Linked DNA regions of Homo sapiens: region 1 is linked to region 2. The links are chromatin loops, found by intact Hi-C in ENCODE. Cell type or tissue: endothelial cell of umbilical vein. All regions are shown on one strand. Links, peaks and the distances in the headings refer to the core of each region. The heading gives the core; the rest is flanking DNA. Region 1 overlaps LRRC4B (leucine rich repeat containing 4B). Region 2 holds the start of NAPSA (napsin A aspartic peptidase).

The links. Hi-C counts contacts between places; a loop is a spot of excess contacts. Peaks named below come from ENCODE experiments on the same cell type or tissue, not always from the same donor. Only the 100,000 strongest peaks of a DNase experiment are listed, where the experiment ranks them.
Region 1: a loop joins it to region 2, with 10 times the contacts of the local background. A loop is called at or near these places in 4 of 110 quality-filtered maps.

The regions. Positions count from the first base shown.
Region 1 is chr19:50,534,436-50,542,435 of GRCh38, reverse strand. All of the region lies in intron 2 of LRRC4B (leucine rich repeat containing 4B), which reads left to right. LOC124904747 (a long non-coding RNA gene) reads right to left here. Exons shown (of 3, transcript XR_007067300.1): 3 at 7,605-8,000. Among named protein-coding and RNA genes, the nearest start is that of ASPDH, 25 kb to the right of the region's middle. RefSeq lists an enhancer at 7,695-7,784. In endothelial cell of umbilical vein, for the core only: a CTCF peak has its summit at 4,541 (motif pointing left); a DNase peak (open chromatin) is centred at 4,565.
Region 2 is chr19:50,364,494-50,373,361 of GRCh38, reverse strand. It overlaps NAPSA (napsin A aspartic peptidase), which reads left to right and starts at 7,723. Exons shown (of 9, transcript NM_004851.3): 1 at 7,723-7,823. The coding sequence starts at 7,741. It overlaps LOC105372437 (a long non-coding RNA gene), which reads right to left. Exons shown (of 4, transcript XR_007067299.1): 4 at 1-491. RefSeq lists enhancers at 4,520-4,579, 7,373-7,522. In endothelial cell of umbilical vein, for the core only: a CTCF peak has its summit at 4,615 (motif pointing left); DNase peaks (open chromatin) are centred at 4,001 and 4,561; H3K4me3 peaks cover 620 bases; H3K27ac peaks cover 333 bases.

The DNA.
Region 1 (8,000 bases), core at 1-8,000, 170 kb before region 2:
CACTGTTTTTTGAGATTGGTGGGGCCTGCAAGCCTGGAGCCTCAGGAAATGCCTTTTAAGGCAGAGGCCAGGAGACTGCCTCCCCGCAGCTCACATGCCCTGGCCCCCTGGGAGAAGACCGGGTGCAGATCTTCGCCTCCATCTCCTCGGGACCTGGGGGGAAGGTGCACCACCTCGGCTGGGCCCAGCCTGTCCACTCCTCGCTCCTCAGTCAGGTACCTGGTCCTCACCGGACTGGCTCCTTCCTCCTTCCCTCCCTTTTATCCTCATATCCCCGCCTTACCCTCTCCCCACAGAAAGTCCTCCTAATGTGTTTACTGTGGATTTTTTGCTTGTGTGTGTTCTTGCAAAATGGGTATTGTTGCTTTGCGTACACGTATTCTTAATTTATGCAGATGAAGCTGCGTTAAGATCGCTGTCTTTGTCTCACTGTGTTCGCTCGGCCTGTGTTTCTGAGAGTGGTTCATATTGCTGTGTGTGTCCACTCTGCTGCTGTTGCTGCTACAGAATTGATGGGCACCCACCCCCGTCCATCTGCCAAGTCCCCCACTGCTTCCTGATGAGACTGGACGTCCCGGAGGCTTCTAGCTGCCCCACCGCAAATCCTCCCTCAGGACCCCTCTGGGAGCTGCATGATCATTTCTGTGGAATATATACCCAGAGGGAATTGCCGGGCCGTAGGATATTCATGTACTTAATTTAACAAAGTACCACTGAATCCACCCAAGGCTTTTAGCGGGCGGCTCTGGGTCCCTCCTGGGGCCGGCTATGAGGTTGTATGGCAAGCAAGTGTGGTTCCAGCTTAAGGAACAAACCAATCCATCCTAAGGAAATTATTAGAGGGGCTTCAAAGAGTTGTGTTTAAGGATGGCCCGACTACCAACGTTTAGAAGTAGCCTCAACTCCTGCTGACAAGGGACTGGTTACATCAGCGGTCCCCAACCCTTTTGGCACCAGGGACTGGTTTCATGGAAGATAATTTTTCCATGGACTGGGGTGTCGAGGAGATGGTTTTGGCATTACATTTATGGTGCATTGCTTTTTCTTTTTCTTTTTTTTTTTTTTTTGAGATAGAGTCTTGCTTCACTCTGTCACCAGGCTGGAGTGCAGTGGTGCAATCTTGGCTCACTGCAACCTCCGCCTCCCAGGTTCAAGCGATTCTCCTGCCTCAGCCTCCCGAGTAGCTGGGATTACAGGCACACCCCACTGTGAGCGGCTAATTTTTCTTTTCTTTTCTTTTCTTTTTTTTTTTGAGACAGAGCCTCTCATTTTCGCCCAGGCTGGAGTGCAGTAGCGCCATCTCGGCTCACTGCAAGCTCCGCCTCCCGGGTTCACGCCATTCTCCTGCTTCAGCCTCCCGAGTAGCTGGGACTACAGGCACCCACCAGCACGCCCGGCTACTTTTTTTGTATTTTTAGTAGAGATAGGGTTTCACCATGTTAGCCAGGATGGTCTCGATCTCCTGACCTCATGATCCGCCTGCTTTGGCCTCCCAAAGTGCTGGGATTACAGGCGTGAGCCACCACGCCCGGCCGGTGCACTTTATTTCTATTATTATTATTACATCGTAATGTATAATAAAATAATTATACTACTCACTATAATGTAGAATCAGTGGGAGCCCTGAGCTTGTTTTCCTGCAACTAGATGGTCCCATCTGGGGGTGATGGGAGACAGTGATGGATCATCAGGCATTAGATTCTCATAAGGAGCAAGTAAACGAAATCCCTCGCCTGCACAGTTCACAATAGGGTTCACGTTCCTATGAGAATCTAATGCTGGCCGAGCGTGGTGCCTCACGCCTGTAACCCCAGTGCTTTGGGAGGCTGAGGTGGGTGGATCACCTGAGGTCACGAGTTCGAGACCAGCCTGGCCAACACGGCAAAACCTGTCTCTACTAAAAATACAAAAATAACCCAGGCATGGTGGCAGGTGTCTGTAATCCCAGATACTCAGGAGGCAGGAGAATCACTTGAACCCGAGAGGCGGAGGTTGTAGTGTGCTGAGATCGTGCCACTGCACTCCAGCCTAGGCAACAGAGCAAGACTCTGTCTCAAAAAAAAATTTTTTTGTAATTTAAATAAAAGAGAATGTAATGCCGCCAGTGATCTGATAGGAGGCAGAGCTCAGACAGTAATGCTCGCTCGCCTGCTGCTCACCTCCTTCTGTGCAGCCTGGTTCCTAACAGGCCACCCACCAGTACCGGTCTGTGGCCTAGGGGTTGCGGACCCCTGGGTTCAATGAATCACTGTGCCCATTACAATGGAATATTATGCAGCTATTTAAAACAGAGTTTCAAATAATAGTGGATGACATGGGGAAATGCTCAAAACGTAATACTGAGCTTTCAAAGAATGTGAATAGGATCTCCAATTCACTTTTAAAACTTAAGCAATATATTTTAAAAGACCGAGAAACACCCAGGAAGGTCAACAGGGTCTTTTCTCTTTGCATTAGTATTACAGGGATATTTAATTTCTTCTTTATGTTTTCTTTATTCTCTAGATTTTCTTCAGTGAGAGCATTTAATAACTTTTTTTTTTTTTTTTGAGATGGAGTCTCGCACTGTCCCCCAGGCTGGAGTGCAGTGGCGCGATCTCGGTTCACTGCAACTTCCACCTCTCGGGTTCAAGCAATTCTCCTGCCTCAGCCTCCCGAGTAGCTGGGACTACAGGCACCTGCCACCACGCCCTGCTGATTTTTGTATTTTTGGTAGAGACGGGGTTTCACCATGCTGGCCAGGCTGGTCTCGAACTCCTGACCTTGTGATCCACCTGCCTCGGCCTCCCAAAGTGCTGGGATTACATGTGTGAGCCACCACACCCAGCCAATAACTTTTATAATCAGAACAAATTAAGCTTTAAAAATACTAAGTATAAAATCCTATGCAAGCTGGAAAGAAAAAAAAAAGGCTATACTGGAATTTGCTCACCTTTTCCTAAATGAGGAAAAAGAAACAAAAATTTCAAAGCATTTATCTGGAGCAGGGGGTCAGGGAGCGCTCATCTAACCCCATTTATTCCTGTGAGGGCAGGATGACTTCTCCCATCTTATGGACGTGGAAATGGAGGCACAGGCTCTGAGTGACTTATCCAAGGTCGCCCAGCAAGCTGTAGCCCCCATGGGCTTGCCATGTGCCTCAGAAGGTATATATGTCTGTCCCACCCTGAGAGTCAGTGTGGAGAAGCCAGGCCCAGACAGCCAAAGTGGGGCAGCTACAGGATGGTAATTCTGTTGCAAAAACAAAAAACAAAACCTGGCCGGGCACGGTGGCTCACGCCTGTAATCCCAGCACTTTGGGAAGCCAAGGCAGGTGGATCACAAGGTCAGGAGTTCGAGACCATCCTGGCCAACATGGTGAAACCCTGTCTCTACTAAAAATACAAAAATTAGCCGGGTGTGGTGGCGGGCACCTGGCTACTTGGGAGGCTGAGGCAGGAGAATCGCTTGAACCCAGGATGCAGAGGTGGTAGTGAGCCGAGATCGTGCCACTGCACTCCAGCCTGGCGACAAAGCAAGAATCCGTCTTGAAAAAAAAAAGGCGGCGTGCGGTGGCTCGCACCTGTAATCCCAGCACGGTGGCTCACACCTGTAATCCCAGCACTTTGGGAGGCCAAGGCAGGTGGATCGCTTGAGCTCAGGAGTTTGAAACCAGCCTGGGCAACATAGCAAGACCCCATCTCTACTAAAAATACAAAAATTAGCCAGGTGTGGTGGCACGCACCTGTAGTCCCAGATCCCTGGGAGGCTGAGGTGGGAAGATTGCATGAGGCCAGGAGGCAGAGGCTGCAGTGAGCTGTGATTTTGCCACTGGACTCCAGCCTAGGTGGCAGAGCAAGACTCTGTCTCAAAAAAAAAAAAAAAAAAAAAAAAAAACAAGACAAAACCCAAACTAACCAAATAAAAACCCCGGCCATAGTGCATTATCAAGGCAAATACCAAGAATAGCTTTTAAATTACCCACTAGTTCGCATTTTCCAGGCGGCTGATCCCTCCAGGGGCATGAAACATGGAGCTTTTGATTGGACAGACTTTTCCCAGTTAGAGCCCTTTAAGGAAGAAAACGGTGGGAGGGCCGGGCGCGGTGGCTCGCGCCTGTAATCCCACCACTTCGGGAGGCCGAGGCGGTTGGATCACCTGAGGTCAGGAATTGGAAACTAGCCTGGCCAACATGGCGAAACCCCGTCTCTACCAAAAATACAAAAATTATCTGGGAGTGGTAGTGCGTGCCTGTAGTACTAGCTACTCAGGAGGCTGAGGCAGGAGAATCACTTGAACCCGGAGGCAGAGGTAGGTTGCAGTGAGCTGAGATTGTGCCACTGCACTCCAGCCTGGGCAACAGAGAGAGACTCCATCTCAAAAAAGGCAAAAAAGAAAGAAAGAAAGAAAATGGCGGAAGGGAGGATCTGTAGAGGGGAATCTAGGAGCTGACCTCTCTTGAGGTCAACTGGGACATTCCCCAGCCGCGGGCCTGCGACCAGCAGCCAGGAGGTCCTCTGGATAGGAGGGAGCAGTGCGCCCTCTGCCGTCCGTTCCCGGGCTGCTGAGACTTCGTGTCTAACTGCGGCCTCCCTGGCTCTCATTCCAGCTGAGTTATCCTCTTCATTCCCTCAGCAGCGCCATCTCGGGGCCCACATAATCCTTGTCACCACTCCGAGCCTCAGTTTCTACCCTTTTCAAATAGGATTTCCCATACTTTGTCAGTTTCTTCTTAACTTTTTCTCATGATGACTCACAGCACACTTACAGAAAAGAACAGTCGGCCGGGCGCGGTGGCTCACACCTGTTAAAGTTAAATTGACAAAGGCGTAGAATTGCTTGGCGTCCTGCAAAGCCACATGGCCCCTGAGCCTCGGGACAGGCTGCTGGGTGGGAGTATCAGTCCCACATCTCTGTTGAGCAGCCTGCGAGTCCTGAGAGGCACAAGACCCGCGTTCTCCCCTCCACGAATGACGCTAAGGCGTTGAGTCACCTCTCTGAGCCTGCCTTCTCGTCTAGAAAATAGACCAATTATTTCTACAGCTCAGCGAGGGTGGGCGGGAGAATGTCAGTCGGGCCCCCAGCATTGCTCCAAGCCCTTTACAGGGTCAGTGAATTTCAGCCTCACGACAGCCCCCTGAGTAGGTCCTATTCTTCTCATGTTACAGATGAGGAAACTGAGGCATAGGAGAGTTAAGACACTTGCAAACGGTCCTGGTCCCATGGTTAGTAACGGAGCTGGGACTCGGCCCAGGCAGGCTGGCTGCAGAACTTGGTTTTTTCAACGCGATTCGTAATGCTTCCTAATTCGTAGCTATCCCTGGCGCTGCACCCTGGTGACTCAGTCTCAGAACTGCCACTGAGTCCCAGTCTACATCCCCACAGCCCAGCCTGGCTCTGGCCTTGTCCTTGCTCATCTGGAAGCCCCAGCTTCTTCCTAGCCTCCCAGATGTAGCCTGTACCCACACACCCCTGCCACCACACCCAGCTGGAGTCGCCACACCAACTCCTCCTAGGGGACACCTTTCTGCAAGCCACCCTGTCCCCATCTCAGATCAGGATGAGTATGCCTGGCGCTCCCAGCTACACCAAGCTCAGGGGCACCCTCTACTGGGCACCAGAAGCTACCCCAGCCCCTTCCTTCCCACCCTTCCAGAAACTTGCCCTGCCTTTAAATAGTCACAGACAGATGTGCTTGCCCTGTGCCAGGCGCTCTTCTCCATGGCTTACAGATATCGAGACAGTTTAATCCTCACAAGGATGCCGTGGTCTCGTCACCACCCCGTGGCGAGTCTAGGAGCTGAGCTGAGACCCGTGCATCTTTCTCCCTGCATGGGCTGTCCCTCCTGTGTCTGAACAGCCCCGGCTAATCCATCTGCAGCATTCAGTGCAGCCCTGATTTGTTTATTGAGCACCTAGTGTGTGCCAGGCACCACCCGAGGCCCAGAGAGCAGGACATACAGAGATCCCTGCCCTCTCGACACTGCGTGCAGAAAGAGGTCGTTCAGAAAGTCGGCAAGTCTCATCCGGGCACAGTGGCTCACGCCTGTAATCCTAGCACTTCGGGAGGCTGAGGCGGGTGCTCACTTGAGGTCAGGAGCTTGAGACCAGCCTGACCAACGTAGTGAAACCCCATCTCTACTAAAAATACAAAAATTAGCCAGGTGTGGTGATGTGTTACTGTAATCCCAGATACTCGGGAGGGTGAGGCAGGAGAATCGCTTGAACCTGGGAGGCGAAGGTTGCAGTGAGCTGAGATCATGCTATTGCACTCCAGCCTGGGCGACAGAGCGAGACTCCATCATAAAAAAAAAAAAAAGGAAGGTAAACAAGTCCAGTAGCAGCGTGCACGAGCTGGCGGGGGGCTGCTGAGCTGAACATAGTGAGGGGAGGCCAGGGAAGGCTGCCCAGGAAGCGGTGTAGGCCCATGGCCTGTGCCTCAGCTTAACCCCACTCTCCCACCCCACCCGCAGGTGCCTTAGGCAAAGTCCTGCTGCCTTGCTTGGTCTTGCACATGCCTCTGATATAGATCTCATCCCCTTGTTGTTTACACCCAGGTTCAGATGCCTCTCTGGGCTCCTGGTGGTGGGGAAGGGTGGGAGGCGGGTAGCCATCCAGCCAGACTTTCCACCCAGGCCAGGGCCTGGTCCCAGAAGGGCTCAGGAGGCCACTCCCAGGAGGATGAATGGGAGGAGGGAGACAGGGACGTCTAGGCCTGAGCCGGGTCAGTGTGAGAATCAGGGGCCCACAACGGCCCCTGCAGTGCTGCCAGTCATGGCATCAGGGAAGTCCCTGTTGGAGAGGGAGGCACAAGTTCCTTGTCTCAGGGACAAGCAAGAAATATGAGAAGTCATCATAAAGACAGTTGATGTGACAAATAACGGTTTTTAAAATCTGAATGTAAAAAAATTAACACACACACACAAACAACAGTAAGCTTGCTAAACTTTTGTGATTGACTCATTATATTCAAAACATAAAAACAGGCCGAGTGCAGTGGTTCACGTCTGTAATCCCAGCACTCTGGGAGGCAGAGGCAGGCAGATCACCTGAGGTCAGGAGTTGGAGACCAGCCCGGCCAACTTGGTGAAACCTTGTCTCTACTAAAATACAAAAATTAGCCTGGTGTGGTTGTTTGCACCTGCAATCCCAGCTACTCAGGAGGCTAAGGTGGGAGAATCACTTGAACCCAGGAGGCGGAGGCTGCAGTGAGCTGAAATCATGCCACTGCACTCCAGCCTGAGCAATAGAGCAAGATCCTGTCTTAAAAATAAATAAATAAATAAACAGGCCGGGCGTGGTGGGTCACGCCTGTAATCCCAGCACTTTGGGAGGCCAAGGCGGGCAGATCATGAGGTCAGGAGATCGAGACCATCCTGGCTAACACAGTGAAACCCTGTCTCTACTAAAAATACAAACAATTAGCTGGGTGTGGTGGCAGGCGCCTGTAATCCCAGCTACTCGGGAGGCTGAGGCAGGAGAATCACTTGAACCCGGGAGGCAGAGGTTGCAGTGAGCTGAGATCGCTGCACTCCAGCCTGGTGACAGAGCAAGACTCTGTCTCAAATAAATAAATAAATATAAATAAATACAATTTATAATGTTAAGATGAACAGTTCACTTAATTGTTTTCTTACCACAGTTACATTTTTAATAAGGAATTTCTTCACAATTTATTTTCTTAAAAACCCCAACAGATCTCAGTGGGATTTTTTTCAGCTTTAGTAATATTTACCTACCACAACCAAAGTGGAAAGTCCCCCTACACAGGCCAAGTTGCAGGATAAAAGGAAAGTCCCCATCGGGGTTAGAAGGCAGTCATTGATGGGGGCCACGTCCCTTTGCCGGATTCACATCTGCATCATTGAGATCTGTCCCAGAGCCCAGCATAGGTGGAGGTGGGCTCAGCAGATGGGGGCTGAAGATCCAGGGAACTTGGAAGTGTGGGCAGCTATGTGGCTGTCAGAGGTGGCCCCAGGCCTAGGTCCTCTACTGTAGGACAAAATGTCAACATCTTCGTC
Region 2 (8,868 bases), core at 449-8,448:
AGCGAGACAGGAATAACACAGGGTAGTCACAGGAGAATAGAAAATTCCAGGCAGCAGTTTCACATGACTAGCAAAAGGAAACTGTTGAAATAGTTGCAGCAGGTGGGGGCTGATAAGACTCTTGAAAACCCTAGGTGTGGACCAACCTGGCTAAGACACATTGGACCCAACAAGGCCCTACATATGACCTAGGTCTCACCTAGGACCTCGTTATATGCTCATTAACATAAACACACACCCACCAGCACCAGGACGGTTACAGGAACACCCATATTTGGTGTAAAAGTGGGTGGCACCACAGTTCTCAAAAATCTCCTTTTTCTAGGAATCTTCATGAATATTCCACTCCTTGATTAAAGAAATCCATAGTACATACCTGTAGTCCCAGCTACTCAGGAGACTGAGGCAGGAGAATCGCTGGAACCCGTGAGGCGGAGGTTGCAGTGAGCCAAGATCGTGCCACTGCACTCCAGCCTGGGGACAGAGCAAGACTGTCTCAAAACAAAAAGAGAGAAACCCATTAAGGTAGCAGCCCCAAACCCCCCCTGCAGGAGACTCTCTCTGGAGTCCACCTGTACTCCTCTTTGTTGAGTGTGTACTTTTCACTTTGCAATACATCTTTGTACTTTCAGTATTTTCCCACTTGTCCTCAAGTTCCTTCCCGAGATGGTGTCAAGAGCCTGGACATTGGCTGGGGTGGAGGTCCCACACCAGCATATGGGGACTTCCCCTAGCCCACCGGGATCAAGAGTATGACCTTGTTGCCTTACTCTTATGACTAAATGAGGTAAAAGCATAAACAGGGTGGGTTTCAAATGAGGTGCCTGATATGGTGGAACTGTATTTATATTTATTTATTTATTTATTTATTTTTTTAAGATAAGATCTCACTCTGTCGCCCAGGCTGGAGTGCAGTGGTGCCATCTTGGCTTATTGCAGCCCTGACCTCCTGGGCTCAGGTGATCCTCCCACCTCAGCCTCCAGAGTATGTGGGACCGCAGGCATGAGCCACCACACCCAGCTAAGTTTTTACATTTTTGTTAGAGATGGGGTTTCGCCACGTTGCCTAGGCTGTTCTTGAACTCATGGACTCAGGCGATCTGCCCACCTTGGCCTCCCAAGGTGCCGGGATTACAGGCATGAGCCTCTCATCCAGCCTGTATTGATTCTTGTGGCTGTTAAAGTAGTTCTAAGTTTCCACTGTTAGAAAAGTGCAAGAGTCCTGAAATAGGCTGAAGAGGAATTACAACACTTTTGGGACGAGTCACATTGCACTCAGTCTCGGTTGACCTACTGGTAAATAGGATAAATCGTTCTTCCTTTTTTCTTTGAGTTTTGCTCTTGTCACCCAGGCTAGAGTGCAGTGGCCCAATCTTGGTTCACTGCAACTTCTGCCTCCCGGGTTCAAGTTATTCTCCTGCCTCAGCCTCCTGAGTAGCTGGGATCACGGGTGCGCACCACCATGCCCGGCTAATTTTTGTGTTTTTAGTAGAGACGGGGTTTCACCATGTTGGGCAGGCTGGTTTCAAACTCCTGACATCAAGTGATCCACTCATCTCAGCCTCCCAAAGTGCTGGGATTACAGGCATGAGCCACCACGCCCGGCTTTGTTCTTATTTATTTATTTATTTATTTATTTGAGACAGAGTTTACTCTAGTACAGTGGCGTGATCTCGGCTCACTGCAACCTCTGCCTGCCGGGTTCACGCCATTCTCCTGCCTCAGCCTCCTGACTAGCTGGGACTACAGGCACCTGCCACCACGCCCGGCTAATTTTTTGTATTTTTAATAGAGACAGGGTTTCATCATGTTGGCCAGGCTGGTCTCGAACTCCCGACCTCAGGCAATCCACCCACCTCGGCCTCTCAAAGTGCAGGAATTACAGGCGTGTGCTGCCGTGCCCGGCCTCTTGTTCTTATTTCTTATGAAGGGTATGAGGATCCCGGAAGCGCAGTGCCTGGCATACAGAAGCACTCGGTCACTGGCAGTTTTGTTGTCTGAAGGTAGCTGTGGACCAAGGTTCTCATTTGTAAGTAACCCAATATTCTCTAATTTTTTTGGTAATAGCTTTATTGAGATTTGGTTCACACACCAAACAATTCAGCACTTTCAAGTACAATTTAATGGTTTTTAGCAAGTTCACGGGTTGTGCAACCACCACCATAACCAATTTTAGAACATTTTGGTCAGTCCACAAAGAAACCCCATTCCCATAAGCAGATATACCCGTTGGCCACGGTGGCTCACACCTGTAATCCCAGCACTTTGGAAGGCCAAGGAGGGCAGATCACAAGGTCAAGAGATTGAGACCATCCTAGCCAACAAGGCGAAACCCCGTCGCTACAAAAATACAAAAATTAGCCGAGTATGGTGGCAGGCACCTGAAATCCCAGCTACTCAGGAGGCTGAGGCAGGAGAATCGCTTGAACCCAGGAGGCAGAGGTTGCAGTGAGCCTAGATCACGCCACTACCCTCCAGCCTGGCAACAGACCTAGACTCCATCTCAAACAAACAAAAAACAGTTATACCCAATTCTCCCACCCTTTTCTTCCAGCTTGAGGCAGCCATTAATCTATATCTGGCTGAGTGAGGTGGCTCATGCCTGTAACCCCAGCACTTCGGGAGGCCAATGCTGGAGGATTGTTTGAGCCCAGGAGTTTGAGACCAATCTGGGCAACATAGGGAGACACCCCCACCCCCATCTCTACAAAAAATTAAAAACTAAGCCATGCAGGGTAGCGAATGCCTCTTGTCCCAGCTACTCAGGAGGCTGAGATGGGAGGATCACTTGTGCCCAGGAGGTTGAGGTTGCAGTGAGCCATAATGGTACCACTGCTCTCCAGCCTGGGTGACAAAGCAAGGCTCTGTTTCAAAAAAAGAAAAAATTATATGACTTTATGGAATTTTCCTATTCTAGACATTTCCTATAAATGGATCGTTGGAATATGTAGCTCTTTGTGACTGGCATCTCTCACTGGGCATAACGTTTTCTAGGTTCATCTACTTTGTAGAATGTATCAGTACTTCATTTCTGTTTATGGCACAGTAATAGTCCATGGTATGGATATACCACCTTTTACCTACCCATTCGCCAGTTAATGGACAGGTGGGATGTTTCTATTCTTGGCTGCAACGCTGCTATGAACATTCATGTACAAGTTTTTGTGTAGACATATGTTTCATTTCACCTTGGAGTGGGATTGCTGGGTCATGCAGTAACTCTATGTTTAACTTTTTGTTTTGTTTTGTTTTGAGACAGTGTCTCACTCTGCTACCTAGGCTGGAGTGGGGTGGCGTAGTCACAGCTCACTGCAGCCACGACCTCCTGGGCTAAGTGATCCTGCCATCTCAGTCTCCAGAGTAGCTGGGACTACAAGCATGCGCTAGCAAGCCCAGGTAATTCTTTTGTAGAGACAGACTCACTATGTTCCCCAGGCTGGTCTGGAACTCCTGGGCTCAAGCAATCCTCCCACCTCAGCCTGCCAACGTGCTGGGATGACACGTGTAAGCCACCATGCCCGGCCTATGTTTAATATTTTGAGTAGGCCAGGTGCAGTGGCTCATGCCTGTAATCCCAACACTTTGGGAGGCCAAGGCGGGCAGATCACCTGAGGTCAGGAGTTCGAGACCAGCATGGCCAACATGGCAAAACTCCGTCCCTACTAAAATTACAAAAATTGGCAGGAGAATCGCTTGAACCTGGGGGTTCGGAGGTTGCAGTGAGCCGAGATCACAGCCACTGCACTCCAGCCTGAACAGAGCGAGATTCTGCCTCAAAAAAAAAAAAAAAAAAAAAAAAAAAACACTAATGCGAGACCTCGGGAAGGTGCGATATAAGATCATAGAGGGAACGCAGGTCCGAACTTGAGGCCTTGTGGGGTCTGATGTGGCCCACAGTGCCTGAGAGTCACCCAAAGGGTCCCCCACTCTTGGACACACAACTGGACTACATTTCCGGGTCGTCCTTGCAGCCAGGAGCAACCACGTGACAGATTCCCACCAATGGAACAGGGGCAAAAGTAATCCTGGCAAAGACGATGCGAGGCATCTGGGCTGATTACTTGGTGTCTGCAGCTTCAAGAACCAGGTTCAATTCCCCTCCAAGTGCACCTGGGCTGCCTCCTCTTAATCTTGCTGCACCGCAGCAGCCCCTCCCCAACCCGGTAAAATGTGGGCGATAATTCCTTTCTTACAAGGTTAGTAAATAAAATGACGGGTTTAAAAATCTGGCAATCCTTTACCTAATCACTTCCTGAGGGGATTCGGGAAAGATTGTGTTGGGCGATTCTGGAAACTGTGCTCCTCTGATGGTGGAGGCCCACTCGGTCACAACCCCCTGAGAGACAAGACATGGGGAGATCCAGGTCCCATTGGCCGGGCCGTGTTCGGCAGGAGATCTCCCAGTACGCTTGGGCAGGGGAGTCAGGGAGGAAGCCTGTTCTGCTCCTTTTCCCGTGGGGTGCAGAGAGCGAGCAAGTCGGCATTCCAGGCGGTGGGAACTGCTAGGGCGGAAGCAGGAAAGCTGGAGAGAGCCTGGTGTTCCAGGGGTCCAGCTCTAGAAACGGGTGGCGGCTGGGGAATCTTGGCTGGGAAAACAGGCCCACACCTCCACCTTGTGGCCAATTGGGAATTTGCAGGCACGGCCTCTCAAACTACTTAAGGGCGCTTGGGTGCAGTTGGATGGGGTGCTGCAGACGGAAAGCGTGCGGGGCGAGTTGAAGGGGCCCAGATCGAGTGCTCTGACTGAGAAAACAAAGGGGGGTGGTGACAGTTATCAGGGACACGTTCGGCTGCTTCAGGAAAATCCCCCAGAGCAAGGAGTGCACAAAGTGGATCTTTACCATTATTTATGTATTTATTTATTTCTGTTGAGACAGTGTCTCACTCTGTCACCTGGGATGGAGTGCAGTGGCGTGATGACGGCTCACTGCAGCTTCAGCCTCCTAGGCTCAAGTTATCCTCCAGCCTCACCTTCCCCAGTAGCTGGGACTACAGGAGTGTGCCATTACGCCCAGATAATTTTTACATTTTTTTTGTACAGACAGGGTCTCCCTTTGTTGCCCAGGCTGGTCTCCAACTCCCAGGCGCAAGCGATCCTCCTGCCTCAGCCTTCCAAAGGGCTGGGATGACACCCCCAGCCTCCCAAACGCACCCCCACCGCACCTAGCCTTTCTTTTGTTTCTTTTTTTTTTTTTTTTTTTTTTGAGAGGGAGTCTTGCTCTGTCGCCCAGACTGGAGTGTAGCAGCGCGATCTTGGCTCACTGCAACTTCCGCCTCCCAGGTTCAAGTGATTCTCCTGCCTCGGCCTTCCGAGTAGCTGGGATTACAGGCGCTGACCACCACGCCTGGCTAATTTTTGTATTTTTAGTAGAGACAGGGTTTCACCATGTTGGCCAGACTGGCCTCGAACTCCTGACCTCAAGTGATCCGCCTGCCTCAGCCTCCTAAAGTGCTGGGATTACAGGCATGAGTTACCGCATCCAGCCGATTTCTAAGGGTTTTGACTCCAGTCCCTGGCTCACTGACTGTATCTCTGGACCCACCTGGGACCTGAGGTAACTTGATGCCCTGAAGGGAAGGATGCAAGCATGGCTGCCTTTGGAACCTGCTAGTTTTAGAGCCCAAGGGCCTTGAGCAAACATAAGCAGTAGGCAGGTAGGTCGTGGTTACAGGAGGCCATGGGCAGGACCCAGCGCAATCCCAGTGATAGTAGGCATGGGGTGTTTGTGTCACCCCACTCCCAGCTCCAGGTAGCTCAGCAGAGAGAGAGAGACAGAGACAGAGAGAGAGAGAGAGAGAGAGAGAGAGAGAGGGAGAGAGAGAGACTGACTCTGTTTGAGAGAAAGCAAGGGAAGAGAGCAAGAGTCTCTGCCTGGTAATCCAGATAAATCTTCTGGATCTTATCTAAGACCACTAAGATAGTACCTCTATGAGTTTGCAAGAACCACAGCATTAATGGGCTTGGGGAGCCCCCTAATGCAGACATGGCTTAGATCACAACACCCAAGTACTTTTGAATACCTGGAAAGCCTCCCCAAAAAGGACAGGTACAAACAAGCCTTGTCTGCAAAGACTACAATAAATACCTAACATGGCCAGGCATGGTGGCTCATGTCTAATCCCAGCATTTTGGGAGGCTGAAGCAGGAAGATCACCTGAGGTCAGGAGTTTGAGACCAGGCTAGACAACATGGTGAAACCCTGTCTCTTCTAAAAATACAAAAATTAGCTGGGTGTAGGCTGGGTGCGGTGGCTCATGCCTGTAATCCCAGCACTTTGGGAGGCCGAGGCAGGTGGATCACCTGAGGTCAGGAGTTCGAGACCAGCCTGACCAATATGATGAAACCCTGTCTTTACTAAAAATACAAAAACTAGCTGGCATGCGCCTATAATCCCAGCTACTTGGGAGGCTGAGACAGGACAATCGCTTGAACTCAGGAGGCAGAGGTTGCAGTGAGCCAAGATGGCGCCATTACACTCCAGCCTAGGCAATAAGAGTGAAACTCCATCTCAAAAAAAAAAAAAAAATTTAGCCAGGGTGGTATCGGGTGCCTGTAGTCCCAGCTACTCGGGAGGCTGAGGCAGAATTACTTGCACCTGGGAGGCAGAGGTTGCAGTGAGCTGAGATCACACCATTGCACTGCAGCTTGGGCAACAAGAGCAAAACTCCATCTAAATAAATAAATAAATAAATAAATAAATAAATAAATAAATAACTCATCAATGCCCAGCCACCAATGAACATCTATAAGCATCAAGGCCATCCAGAATAAATGACCTTACCAAACAAATCAAATAAGCCACCAAGGACCAATCCTTGAAGAAACAGAGATATGTGACCTTTCCGACAGAGAATTTAAAATAGCTGTTTTGAGGAAACTCAAAGAAATTCAAGCTAACACACAGAAGGAATTCAGATTCCATCACATAAATTTAACAAAGAGATTGAAATAATTGAGAATCAGCTGGGTGCAGTGGCTCACGCCTGTAATCCCAGCACTTTAGGAGGCTGAGGCGGGCGGATCACCTGAGGTCGGGAGTTCTAGACCAGCCTGACCAACATGGAGAAACCCTGTCTCTACTAAAACTACAAAATTAGTGGGGCGTGGTTGCGCATGCCTGTAATCCCAGCCTGGGCAACAAGAGTGAAACTCGGTCTCAAAAAAAAAAAAACCAAAAAACAAAAACAAAAACAAACAAACAAAAAACAATACCCAATGATCTGTTGTCAACAAGAAACATACTTCACCTACAAATAAAACAGTAAGAGACTGGGTCCTGAAATGCGGGCCCACTTCATATGTGAGGGCAGGTGTCTAATCATGTCCTTTCTCCCTTCCCCCAGGCCCTTCACAGATACCTGCTGGTCTCTCCCACTTGGCCAAGGAAACACTTGTGGTTAATAAGTCTCAGAAAAGTTATGTGAAAGTTAAAAGTAAAACTGACAGCAGCTGAAGGATGGGGGGGTGGGAGGTGGTGACGGTGGAGGAGACCCCACCACCACTGCCACCCAAGTAGGGAGTGAGGAGCACCAGGAGCACAGGATGCTACTTCTGCCAACCCTACAAAAATACTCTGCACAAATCTTCAAAAAACATCCTTGTCCCACTGCGTCACCTGCGGACAGATTTCATGTCCTGGTCTCCTTCTAAACCTGGAGGTGGGGCATGAACAGGGTGGAGTCACAGGGGAAAGAAAATGAGGCCCCAGGACACCTGGGTTCACACCCAGGTCCCCAGCGATGTCTCCACCACCGCTGCTGCAACCCCTGCTGCTGCTGCTGCCTCTGCTGAATGTGGAGCCTTCCGGGGCCACACTGATCCGGTATGGTGACCCCATCTACCACCCCAACCTTAGGAGGGATTTTCTGCCTCTTGCCCTTTAAGTCTAGGACTCCCAGTTCAGTGATCCCCAAACTTGGCACCCAGGATCCCTAGAGCTTCTTTCTCAGCTTTCCAGATCTCTAAACCAGGCTGTCACCCCTAAGGGCTCCACTCTGACATCTCTTAAGACCAGATTTCTTTTTTTTGAGATGGAGTCTCACTCTGTTGCCCAGGCTGGAGTGCAATGGCATGATCTCAGCTCACTGAAACCTCTGCCTCCTGGGTTCAAGCGATTCTCCTGCCTCAGCTTCCCAAGTAGCTGGGATTACAGGCTCGCGCCACCATGCTCAGCTAATTTTTGTATTTTTAGTAGAGACGGGGTTTCACCATGTTGGCCAGGCTGGTCTGGAACCCCTGACCTCGTGATCCGCTCACCTCGGCCTCCCAAAGTGCTGGGATTACAGGCGTGAGCCACCGCGCCTGGCTGACCAGAGCCCTTTTATTATTATTATTATTATTATTATTATTTATTATTATTATTATTATTTGAGACAGAGTCTTGCTCTGTTACCCAGGCTGGAGTGCAGTGGGGCGATCTCAGCTCACTGCAACCTCTGCCTCCCGGGTTCAAGTGATTCTCCTGCCTCAGCCTCCCAAGTAGCTGGGACTACAGGCACATGCCACCACGCCCGGCTAATTTTTGTATTTTTAGTAGAGATGGGGTTTCGCCATGTTTGCCAGGCTGTCTTGAACTCCTGACCTCAAGTGATCTTTCCGCCTCAGCCTCCAAAAGTGCTGTGGTTACAGCTGTGAGCCCCCGCGTCCGGTCCCAGAGCCCTTTTAAGTCCCAGATCTTACAACACTGAGACTCTAGATTGAGGACCCCTCCCCCTCCTCTCAGGACTTTTTTTTTTTTTTTTTTTTTGAGACTGAGTCTCACTCTGTTGCCCAGGCTGGAGTGCAGTGGCGCAATCTTGGCTCACTGCAAGCTCTGTCCCCCGGGTTCACATCATTCTCCTGCCTCAGCCTCCCAAGCAGCTGGGACT